2 separate regions of the Homo sapiens genome follow, and region 1 is linked to region 2. A link is an interaction called in ENCODE POLR2A ChIA-PET data of the cell type or tissue named here. Cell type or tissue: CD4-positive, alpha-beta T cell. All regions are shown on one strand.

What was found. Peaks named below come from ENCODE experiments on the same cell type or tissue, not always from the same donor. Only the 100,000 strongest peaks of a DNase experiment are listed, where the experiment ranks them.
Region 1: POLR2A ChIA-PET joins it to region 2 with 6 read pairs; 7 of 35 experiments call an interaction of 5 or more read pairs at or near these places.

The regions. Positions count from the first base shown.
Region 1 is chr1:25,619,624-25,624,623 of GRCh38, forward strand. The region is part of intron 1 of MAN1C1 (mannosidase alpha class 1C member 1); the gene reads left to right. Among named protein-coding and RNA genes, the nearest start is that of MAN1C1, 5.3 kb to the left of the region's middle. RefSeq lists enhancers at 810-859, 1,728-2,228. In CD4-positive, alpha-beta T cell, CTCF peaks have their summits at 3,095, 3,308 and 3,524; DNase peaks (open chromatin) are centred at 838, 2,438, 3,108 and 4,748; H3K4me3 peaks cover 3,788 bases; H3K27ac peaks cover 1,368 bases.
Region 2 is chr1:25,570,682-25,575,681 of GRCh38, forward strand. It overlaps a transcript of LDLRAP1 not described here. Among named protein-coding and RNA genes, the nearest start is that of LDLRAP1, 30 kb to the left of the region's middle. RefSeq lists an enhancer at 3,296-4,163. In CD4-positive, alpha-beta T cell, a CTCF peak has its summit at 2,254; a DNase peak (open chromatin) is centred at 2,270; H3K27ac peaks cover 357 bases.

The DNA.
Region 1 (5,000 bases), 49 kb after region 2:
GAGTGCTTGGTGTGTATGTGTGTGTGCATGTTTGTGTGCTCTCAGTTTCCAGATTCCTGTTGAAATCTCAGGTTGAGTGACAGCTGGAACTTGCAGTAGCTAAGTAAGGGGCATTCATTTCTCCCTTTCTTGTTAAGGAACTACGCTGTTGAATACTCACTTGGACCACCCATAGCTCTTTCTCAAAGCTGCTTCTGAGCACAGTGGCTCTTTTTGCCCCTCTCGACCTCCCAGTAGGGCAGTGACCCCCAGTGAAATTACATATAAATTGCATGCATGCAGTTTTTCATGGGGCATCCAGAGGTGCCATCAGATTTTCAAACTGATCCCCCAAAGGATTAAGAATTAACTATCATCTTCCTCAGAAGAGATACTCTCTGTGTTTGCATTTAGATGGTGGTCCATTTCCGAATGCCAGGGGCTGGAGAGTCATGGCAGGAAGGAAGGGCTGGCTAGTAGGGAACTTGATTCTCCCTCTCTGTGTAAGACAATTTATTTTGCCAGCAGAGTCTGGGATGATGCTTGCTGGAGTGGCTGGAGGGTGGGAAGAGGGGTGAGGATTCTGTGCTTTGCAGGTGGGTATAAAATAACATGATGGGAGAAGGTCTAAGTTGGTGACCAGATGTCTGGATCTTTCTAGCTGGTATCTCCTTGCACCCCTGGTACTAGCTGGAGGCATGCTGCATATACTTGGAGTTGGTGTTCAGCTAGCCCTCTCTTACTAATCTTGAAGAAGAGAGGGCTGGTTTCTGTTGTTTTGAAACCTATTGTCTCTTCAGGCTTCCTGCCACTGACCACGCTCTCACGACAACCTGAAAGATGTAGAGTGGGTTTTGGTTTAGTTGTTAACAGTTACCATTCCTGCTGTCCCACCCCAGGAAGAACGCATATGATGGTTGCTGGAGAATGTCTTTATTTCCTTCACATTTAAATTCTATCTGCGTCATGCCCAGGGGTAGATCATTTTAGAAAGGTGCCTGTTTTCACAAAAGGGACTGTTGCTTTCCTCCCTGGTTTGTTTATTTCCAGACATGGATTGATTAAATCCAAGGAACAGAGGGGGAGCTGGCATCAGATAAAAAAAGGCCCTGTTCTTATAAGATTTTAAAGTGAAAGTAAATATCAGGAGAGAGAGAAGGTGATAAATGAGCATGAATGAAAACTGGACACTTGGACTCTAGATCAATACTGTGCATTCATGAGCATCCCGAGAGATGGACATGGTCACCAGGTCTGTGTTGTTAAGATGGTTGAGGCTGCAGGTTCTGGGCATGCATATGTCAGGAAACACTCTGTCACTAGAACCAACTGTTTTTCCTCACTTTCCAATTTTGGAACCTTGGCAAAAGCAATGTGGTGGAGAGAGGAGACCCACAGAACATGGGTTGGAGTTTCAGCACACTCTCAACTGTCTGACTTTGGGCAACCCACCTCTCCTTCCTGGACCTTCCTGTAAAATGGGGTGAGGGAGAGGAGAATAAGCTGGTTATAGACCCTCTTGCTTCTGGCCCTGGCCCCTAAGTGAACTGGCAGTCTGGTCAGGGACTCCATAGCGGTTGGGCTTTCCGAACTCTGTTTTGAGATATCTTGTACTGGAAATCAGGGACAATGGTGTGGTGGTAGTGGTGGTGTTGATGGGGTCGTGATGTTCACTGCTGTATCTCTGTCTAGCACCTATCCAAGAATAGATATTCAGGCAGTTGGTTAAGTTAATTATTCCCATTACCCTCAGCTTGGAATCACGAAGAGTAAAGGTGTTGGCTGGAATGTAAAGGGGTGAAGGCTTGGTAGTAGCCTTGCCTTTCAGATCTGAGGATAATATAGGAAATGGGGGATGTCATTCATAGGCGGGTTTCTTATGGATTCAAGTTCAAACAGACTTGTCTCACACATGGGAATGTACAGCTTTTCAGGGTTATATCTCAGTGGAAGAATTCAGACTGCTCTGGGTCCTACCCATGATGCTTGGTTGTGTTTTTGTTGTTGTTGTTTTTTTTGTTTGTGTTTGTTTTTTTTTTAAGACGGAGTCTTGCTCTGTCGTCGAGGCTGCAGTGCAGTGGCGTGGTCTTGGCTCACTGCAGCCTCCGCCTCCCAGGTTCCAGGTTCAAGCGATTCTCATGACTCAGCCTCCCAAGTAACTGGGATTCCAGGCGCCCCACCACACCTGGCTAATTTTTGTATTTTTAGTAGAGACGGGGTTTTGCTGTGTTGGCCAGGCTGGTCTCGATCTCCTGACCTCAGGTGATCCACCTGCCTCAGCCTCCCAAAGTGCTGAGATTACAGGCACGAGCCACCGCGCCTGGCCAGTGCTTGGTTGTTGTTCTGGGGAACCTCAGTTCCTTCCAGTGAAGGGGGCTTTTTATAAAAGGGAATTAGGCTGGCTGGGGCACTGAGAACGCGGTACTGGAGTTGGGACTTGCCCTTGCCCATATGGTGTTTTCAAACAAACCACAGAAAGGGCTCCTTCCTCTGGTTAGGTGCAGCACCAGCATCACTCCAGAGTGCAGGGCTGGGTGAGGAGAATGTGGATTGAATTTCCCCACCTTCCCTGTGCTGTTGGCCCAGTGTTCTTACAAACCACTGTATGCTGCAGTTCTGTTAAGAATCCAAGCTGGGTCAAGTCCTAGCTGTTCCATCAACTCTGATTGGAAATTCCTGTTTATTACTGGGCCTCAGTCTTCATGGTAAACCAAGAGGCTGGCATTTAGGGGACCCTTCTCTCTTCTCTTCCACCTCTTTACTGTTTGTTTATGGATCTGCCCAAGCACCTAGAATAGGGTCTGACATTTAGTTGGAACTCACCTACTTTAATGAATGGCTACATTAAAGATCCATAAACTAACAGTTAAGATTGCTAGTGGCTAAGGCTGGGTCTTCTCCCTTAGGGTACCTGGAATTCAAAGGACCCTCACAGTAAGAGCTGTAGTCAGGTTTAGGGGCTTAGCGGCTCAGTGACCCAAGAGGCCTTTTAGAAGTTGCAGCAATTTTCTGAGGGTAAATCTGACTTGAGGGAGTGGAGGTGACACTCGTGAGTAAAATCTCTCATGCCTAGAGAGCAGGCATCGGAGGGTGCCTGTGACTTGGCAGGGAGGGAGCACCCCAGCTCTTGCCCTCTGTGCCTGCTGTGTTCAACCACCAGGGTATTGCTGGTTATGATATGTGACAGTGTCTGAATAAGTCATCTTGGCAAATGATCTTTGCTCCCCATTAACGGGCTGGTTCGTTAGTCATGTGTGATTTTTTTCTGTTTTCTCTGTATATCTGATTTATCGTCACTAGTGCCAGGGACAGGTAGGAAAATTAAAAGGCTTTGTAGCATGTGAATCTGAGCCTGTGAGATGTTCAGGATAATTAATATTAGGAACAGCTCAGATTTAAATAGCTTTCCTTCCAAGAGCTCTGTTTGAGTTGTAAATCCATTCAAGATCCTTTCCCTTCTCCCTGGCCCTTCAGTCTCTTCCGTTTCCCTCTTGTCCTGCTCTACCATGCATTTAACATAGGTGGAGACTGGCCTGTAATAACTGGACAGGCCCCTTGGAAAACCCTTACATCCTCAGCCCAGCCATACGCCTCCTCCTTCCGTAGGACCAAGTGTGCAGTTGAGTAAAGCTTAGCACTTGTCCCTACCAGGTATACAACTTAACTCCCACACGTTGGTTGTGTCTCTGCTTTCATTTCTAGTTGTACCATTTGAGGGAATTAGGCATTCCAGGAGCAATTGCTTCTTAGGCCCCATATTCTTAACTCTGTCTTTAGTGTCAGGGCTAGAAACAAATAGAAGGATGATTTTTAAAAGTCTGCTGCCTATTTCACAGTATAGTTAGTGGTGGTGGGGGGGGGTAAGAATATAGATTCCCCTGTGGTTTTCACAGTGACTGATTTACATCCGAGTTCAAGAAATGCTTTTTCTCTAGCTTTCCCAGAAGACAGATCCATTACTCCACCAAAAATAAATATTGTGATATATATCAGGCATACTTTGCTCAAAGGGACTTACATCTTTTCTCTTATTGAAAAAAATAAATCAGTCTTGCAGATTGTAAAGCCCCTGTGTAGGGAAGCTGCTTGGTAATCCAGGTGAGCACCCAGCCTTGTGGATACTGACGCTGGCTTGGAGAAGAAACCTCTTTTTGCATCCTAAGTTGAATCTGTGTTAGAGGAAGTGTTGGGAGCTTTAGGCTCTCCCTGCGTTGCTTTCAGTGGCAAAATTGGGAAGGATTTCCCAAGGGAATGATGGACGTAGGCTAGTTGCCTCAGGCGAGCTCATGGATTTATGATTACATTTCTTGAAAATAGGGGCCATGCATGGAGCAGGGACAAGTGTCATGAGTCAAGGATTGTTGTCTTTCCGGTTCTGTGCACCTGCAGTCCAAAAAGACCAGGATCATTCAAACAATAAGCCCTGGTTCTTGATTCTCTGCTATTCCTGGGCCAAGCAAGGCCTTTATGCATAAACATTTGCATAATTTGGGGAAAAGAAACAACAAATGTTCTTAGCTCTGTATTGCCATGCAGATGATGGTAAGAAGCCAAACGGGAGACTCCTCAAAGAATTCCAAGGACTCAAGGAACTTAGGCCCCTCCGTCTTCCTCCTCACTCCCCCTTCACTCTGGGGGCTGGTCAGTAGCTCAGACAGCAGGGTTTTGGATGTCCTAAATGTAGAGTTGATGCAACTGAGATTGCTGTTAAGTCAGACCTGCTTTGGTGTCTCCACCCTCAAAGAGAATAGAAGCCACAGAGACCACAGCCTCAGTGTGGGGACTCAGTTGCGGGTGTTTCCTCCCCTAGAAGGCTGTTGCCTAAGATTTGATTGAGAGCTCCCCACACTTGGCAGGCAGGTGGTCAAAACAGTTCTTACTCACAAGGGGGTCTGAATTTCTTAACTTGGAATCTTCTTTAATTAAAGGCTACAACCAGGGCAATTGTCCATCTGTTTTAGTGGTAACTTTTACAGAAGAAACTTTGCTATATTGATTAGTGCCCGCCTTGATAGATGATC
Region 2 (5,000 bases):
ACCCCGTCTCTACTAAAAATACAAAAAATTAGCCAGGCGTGGTGGCGGGCGCCTGTAGTCCCAGCTACTTGGGAGGCTGAGGCAGGAGAATGGCATGAACCCAGGAGGTGGAGCTTGCAGTGAGCCGAGATCGGGCCACTACACTCCAGCCTGGGCGACAGAATGAGACTCCTTCTCAAAATAAAAATAAAAATAAAGTAACCCTTGGGCCTGTTAGGTCTTTTGCACCTAACACTGGTGATACTAGTCCTTGCAACCTCACATGCTACCAGGTAGGTGGTCCTAGTCCCATTTTCCTGATGAGGCAGCTGAGGGTGAAGGAGGATCAACAAGTTGACCAAAGTCTCACATCCACTCGGGGATCTGGGATTTGAACCCTGCTCTCTGACCCCAGCGCTCCGGATTTCCACTGCACAGTGCCTCTCCGTGCAGATCAAGGCAAACCCCAACCGACCTGGTGTGCCCTGCTCTGCCTCGCCAGCAGCCCCAGCTACCACGGAAGACACTGGAAGCTGCTGGCCAGTGGGTGTCTCCACAGGCAGAGGCTGACTTCCTAGCTAGACACCAGAGCAGATCCCACCTCTTCCCCAGTGGCTGCCCTTTGGGGCCACTTCTCTGGACATGCCTAGTTTAGAACTCCACAGGGGTATGTCTCATTGCATTGAGACCCTGCTTTGTCCCCAGTGGCACTGCTCAGCCTGCCAGTGGGGCCCACAGTGAGCATTGGTGCCCCTCAGAGAAGGAAGCCTTCCTCTGGGAGGTGAATGCCAGCCTCGGAAGGGCAGGAAGGAGGGTGCACATCTTGAACACCAGCAGCATCCACACGTACCAGCTAGTTTAAGCTGCTGCACGGCCCCTGTGCTTGCACGTATTGTTAGCCCATTTTAGAGATGATGATACCAAGGCCTGTGGCGGTTACATGATCAGCCAGCCTCACACAGCTATTAGGAGGCAGGCCTGGGACTCAGAGCCAGTGTGTTCCCCACTGTGCTGGGTGGCCCTGCCTCTGCAGGTCACTTGGGACATTGGCAAATCAGGATGACCTTGCTTGCTTAGGAACTTCTGAACCCAGCCCAGAGTAACCTTAGCCAAGTGTCCAGCACAGAGGTACTGGATCAGATGGTGCGTTTGTGGCCAGGACAGATGTGGGCTGTGTCATGAATCCTTGTTGCCAGACAGCAATTCTGACTGCACCTGCTGAGCCCCAGCACGGCCTGTCTCAGGGTGACTGAGGCACAGCTGCTCTTGACCCCCTCGCAGTCCAGGGGTTATAGTTCATGGTGCCCTGGAAAGTCCCCGGGCATGAGCTGGGCTTGCAGTAGGCCAGCGGGACATTGGAAGTCAGAGCTGAGGTATGGCAGCTGGGGAAGCCAGGTCAGGCTCTTAGAAGAGGGGCATATTCCTGCTGGGCATCAAAGGAAGGGTAGAATGGTTGGCGACTGCATGTGCTAGCCTGGGAGCTCCCTGAGGACATGCCTGTCTGATTTGCCCCATGGCCTCAGTGCCCAGCCTAGCACCTGGCACAGAGTGGCCATCAGTGAGTCAGTTCATCAGGAGGGGAGAACAGCCTGGCTCCCATGAGAGCTGTGAGAAAGGGCAGCCCTGGCTCAGCAGGCAGCGCTGGAGTCCCTGCAGCCTGGGAGTCCACTTTGCCGGCTGTCAGACCCTTCCTGTGACAGCTCCCCAGTGTGCACTGGGTGCACTGGGCTTAGGCACTCTGGGTCTCCGTCACACACAGCCGATGGCATGGCATGCCCAGCCTGGTTTGGTAAAATGTTGTGTGGTCCACCCTCTGCCCCAACCAAGATCTTGGTTTTCATGCTGTCTTCAAAGTGAGATTCTAGAATGTTAATGCTGGGAGAGCCCCTGATGGTTCCCCAGCCCACCCACTGAGCTTATAATGGGGAGTTGAGACCTGCAGAGGGCACAGGACTTGCCCGGGACTCACAGGCAGTTAAGAGAGCTGGGATCTGAGCTGTATTTTCCACCGACTCCATGCCCAGTCCTCCATCAACCTGGAGTAAAGGAGAGAGAAGTCCCTCCCACTCTTGCTAGAAGGGGCCCATGTGCTTGCAGGGAACTGGATGTGATGTTGGTAAGAAGAGGCTGGAGAAAGGACCTTGGTGGATTCTTGAGCATGTAATGAGCACCAGCTCATCATCCGTCTCTCCACTGTCCCCCTCAAGGACGCTGAAGTCTCATCTGCAGCTCAGGCTGCTGGCCAGACACCTAGAAGAGGGGGCATGGAGCTGCAGTTCCGAGTGCAGCCTCTGGGGCCACAGCCGTCAGGACTGGCTTTCAATCCCAGACGGCCGATTTTTAGCCGCAGAAACAACTTAGTAGCCTGTATCTCAGTCTCCTCACCTGTTAAATAGGATAAAGGTGCAGTCCAAACAGGGGCTGCTTTGCGGGGCGGGGGGAGGTCAGATGGGGGTGGGGAAGACCAGTTTCTCCCCAGGGGTAAGGCCCACCCAGGGTAGCCAAGGTGGGGAGGAGACAAGTTGTGTCTTACCAGCTCCCCTGATGCACCCAGGTGCACACTCAGGCCCCGCCACGTTGAGACCACCACATTATGCCCTCAGGAAAAACTCAACAAACTCTACTGTCTAGTGAGGAAAGCGTTGCAGTCTAGCTGTTTCCAGTAGGAAGGGATTTAGTGAAGAGCACCAGATCACAAAAGCCCTGGCAGGGCGAGGGTGCAGGTGGTCCCTGCAGGGGCTCAGGGATCTGGCGGCTGCTGCTCCTGTAGGTCCCGGTGGCTGCATCCCGGGGCAGAGCTGGCCGGAAGCTGCTGGCAAGGGAAGTTGGGAAGAGGTGGTTTGCAGGCATCAGCCCTTGCGGCTCAGGAGGGCACAGGGAAGGGAAGGGAAATGGTGCTGAGATGCAGCAGACCCCCTGGCACCCCACCACCCCAACACTGTTGGGGGGCAGGGAGGGTAAAAGGAGCTGAGGGAGGTTAGCCCGGAGAAAACCTGGCTGCCACACCTATGTCGGGAGCTATGCCGAGGCTTTGCACACGTTACGTAATCCTTAGGACAGCCATGTGAGGCCATGAACTGACCTGATCGAGATGTGAAAAGCTAGGACAGCACCCCGGGGCTATTTCACACAGGCGGGGCCTGCTCCTGCCTCTCCCTGAGCCAGGCTCATTCATCCAATGCCCAGTGATTGAGTGCCCACCACATGCCAGGATGCATGCCAGGCGTCTGGAACATGGCAGCAAACAAAACAGCAGAAATCCCCATCCTCATGGAGCTGACGCTCCCCCAAATATGTATAAATATTTGTAAATACGTAAAAATAGGTGTGGTGTAAGCACTCCAAAGGAAAAAGGGCGGTGGGGGGAAGGGGAGTGGCCTGGCCGGCAGCGCTGCTGCACCTGGGGTGGTCAGAGTTGGACAGAGTGCTGGAGGAGGTAGGGAGGCCCCAGAGAAAGGGCACCTGAGAGGGCAAAGAGCAAGCGCAAAGCCCCAGGATTGCAGTTTGGAATGTGCCAAGGGCAGGAGGAAGTCTGAGGCTGGAGAGGAGGGAGGAAGGAGGTGGACTGGGAAATGGGCTCAGAGCAGGTGCAGGCCTGGACCACAGGGCGGTGGCAAGGCTCAGACCTGCTGTGCAGGGCTCAGTGTGGGGTCTCGAGGACACGAAGGCTGCACAGCCAGGGGCAATGCAGAGACTGAGGCTCTAGGATACTGAGGCTGTCATCCAGGGTCAAGCCCAAGAGAGAGCAACCTCCGGGCTTGCAAGCGGGCAGATGGAAGGTTGAAAAGGCAACCCCATGTCCTCCTGCTCTGTTGTCTGAGCGGGGGGCTTCCAGATTTGTTGAAGAAAAGGATGTGTGCATGGCCAGCTGCCTGGGTTTGGTGGTGGTCCCAAATCTGTGTGTCGGGAGCCCTGTGGGTGTCTGTGGGCCTCTGGCAGTAGCCTGAGTCAGAGATTGGTGTATCCCCGTGTGATGTGGAGGGCTGGTGTCTCTTGGTCCCTGCCAGCCGAGCAAGAGGCTGATGCAGCGAGTGTTCTGGGCATGCTATATCATTTCTCTGGGTGTGCATGAGTGAGCCTGTGTTGGCTCCGTGGGCCTGTATGTGCCAGGAGCGTGTAGACCTGAAGGTCTGTACATGAGTCAAGGGTGAGAGGCCTGTGTGTTTCCTTGTGCGTCTGTGGGTTCCTGCTTGTCCGTAGTGGGCAGCAGTGAGGGGTGTCTTTGACTTTGGCCTGTCATTGTCTGTTTCATGCTCACTTGACATTCCACAGCTCAGCTGTAGTTCTTGGAACGAATGGAAACAGACAGCACCCAGGACCCAGTAGGACTGGCCTGTGCTTCTTGGATACTTGGGTTCAGGGTCTCCTCCCCAGCGGTCTCTAACAGCTGAGGTAGGGACGACTCACCGTCCCGGTCCCCAAATGCAGTGCTTTAAACTCAGAGACCCTTTCTTCGGGCCGCAAGGCTGGACCAGGGCTCTCACTACCCGGGTGGGAAGACTGTATGATGTTTGGGCCTTGCCAGCCCCAAGGAAGAGTCAGATCTCTAAACCTGGGGGCCTCCTGGGAAAGCCAGGACTCCAGCACTGTGGAAAGAGCATGGAGGTAGAAGTCAGAAGGACCTGGGTTCAAATCCCACTTTTGCCCAGGCATAGGGGCTCATGCCTGTAATCCAAGCACTTTGGAAGGCTGAGGCAGGTGAATCACTAGAGTCCGGAAATTTGAGACCAGCATGAGCAACCTGGAGAAACCCTGTCTCTACTAAAAAAAAAAAAAAAAAAAAAACCAGCTGTGCATGGTGGCATGCATCTGTAGTCCCAGCTACTCAGGAGACTGAGGTGGGAAGATCACTTGAGCCTGGAAAGTCAAGGCTGTAGTGAGCTGTGATTGCACCACTGTACTCCAGCCTCGGCCACAGAATGAGACCCTGTCTTACAAAAACAAACAAACAAACAAACAAAAATCTCACTTTGTCATTTCCTAGTTCAAAAACCTTAGTCAAATGGCTGCTCCGTTTCCTT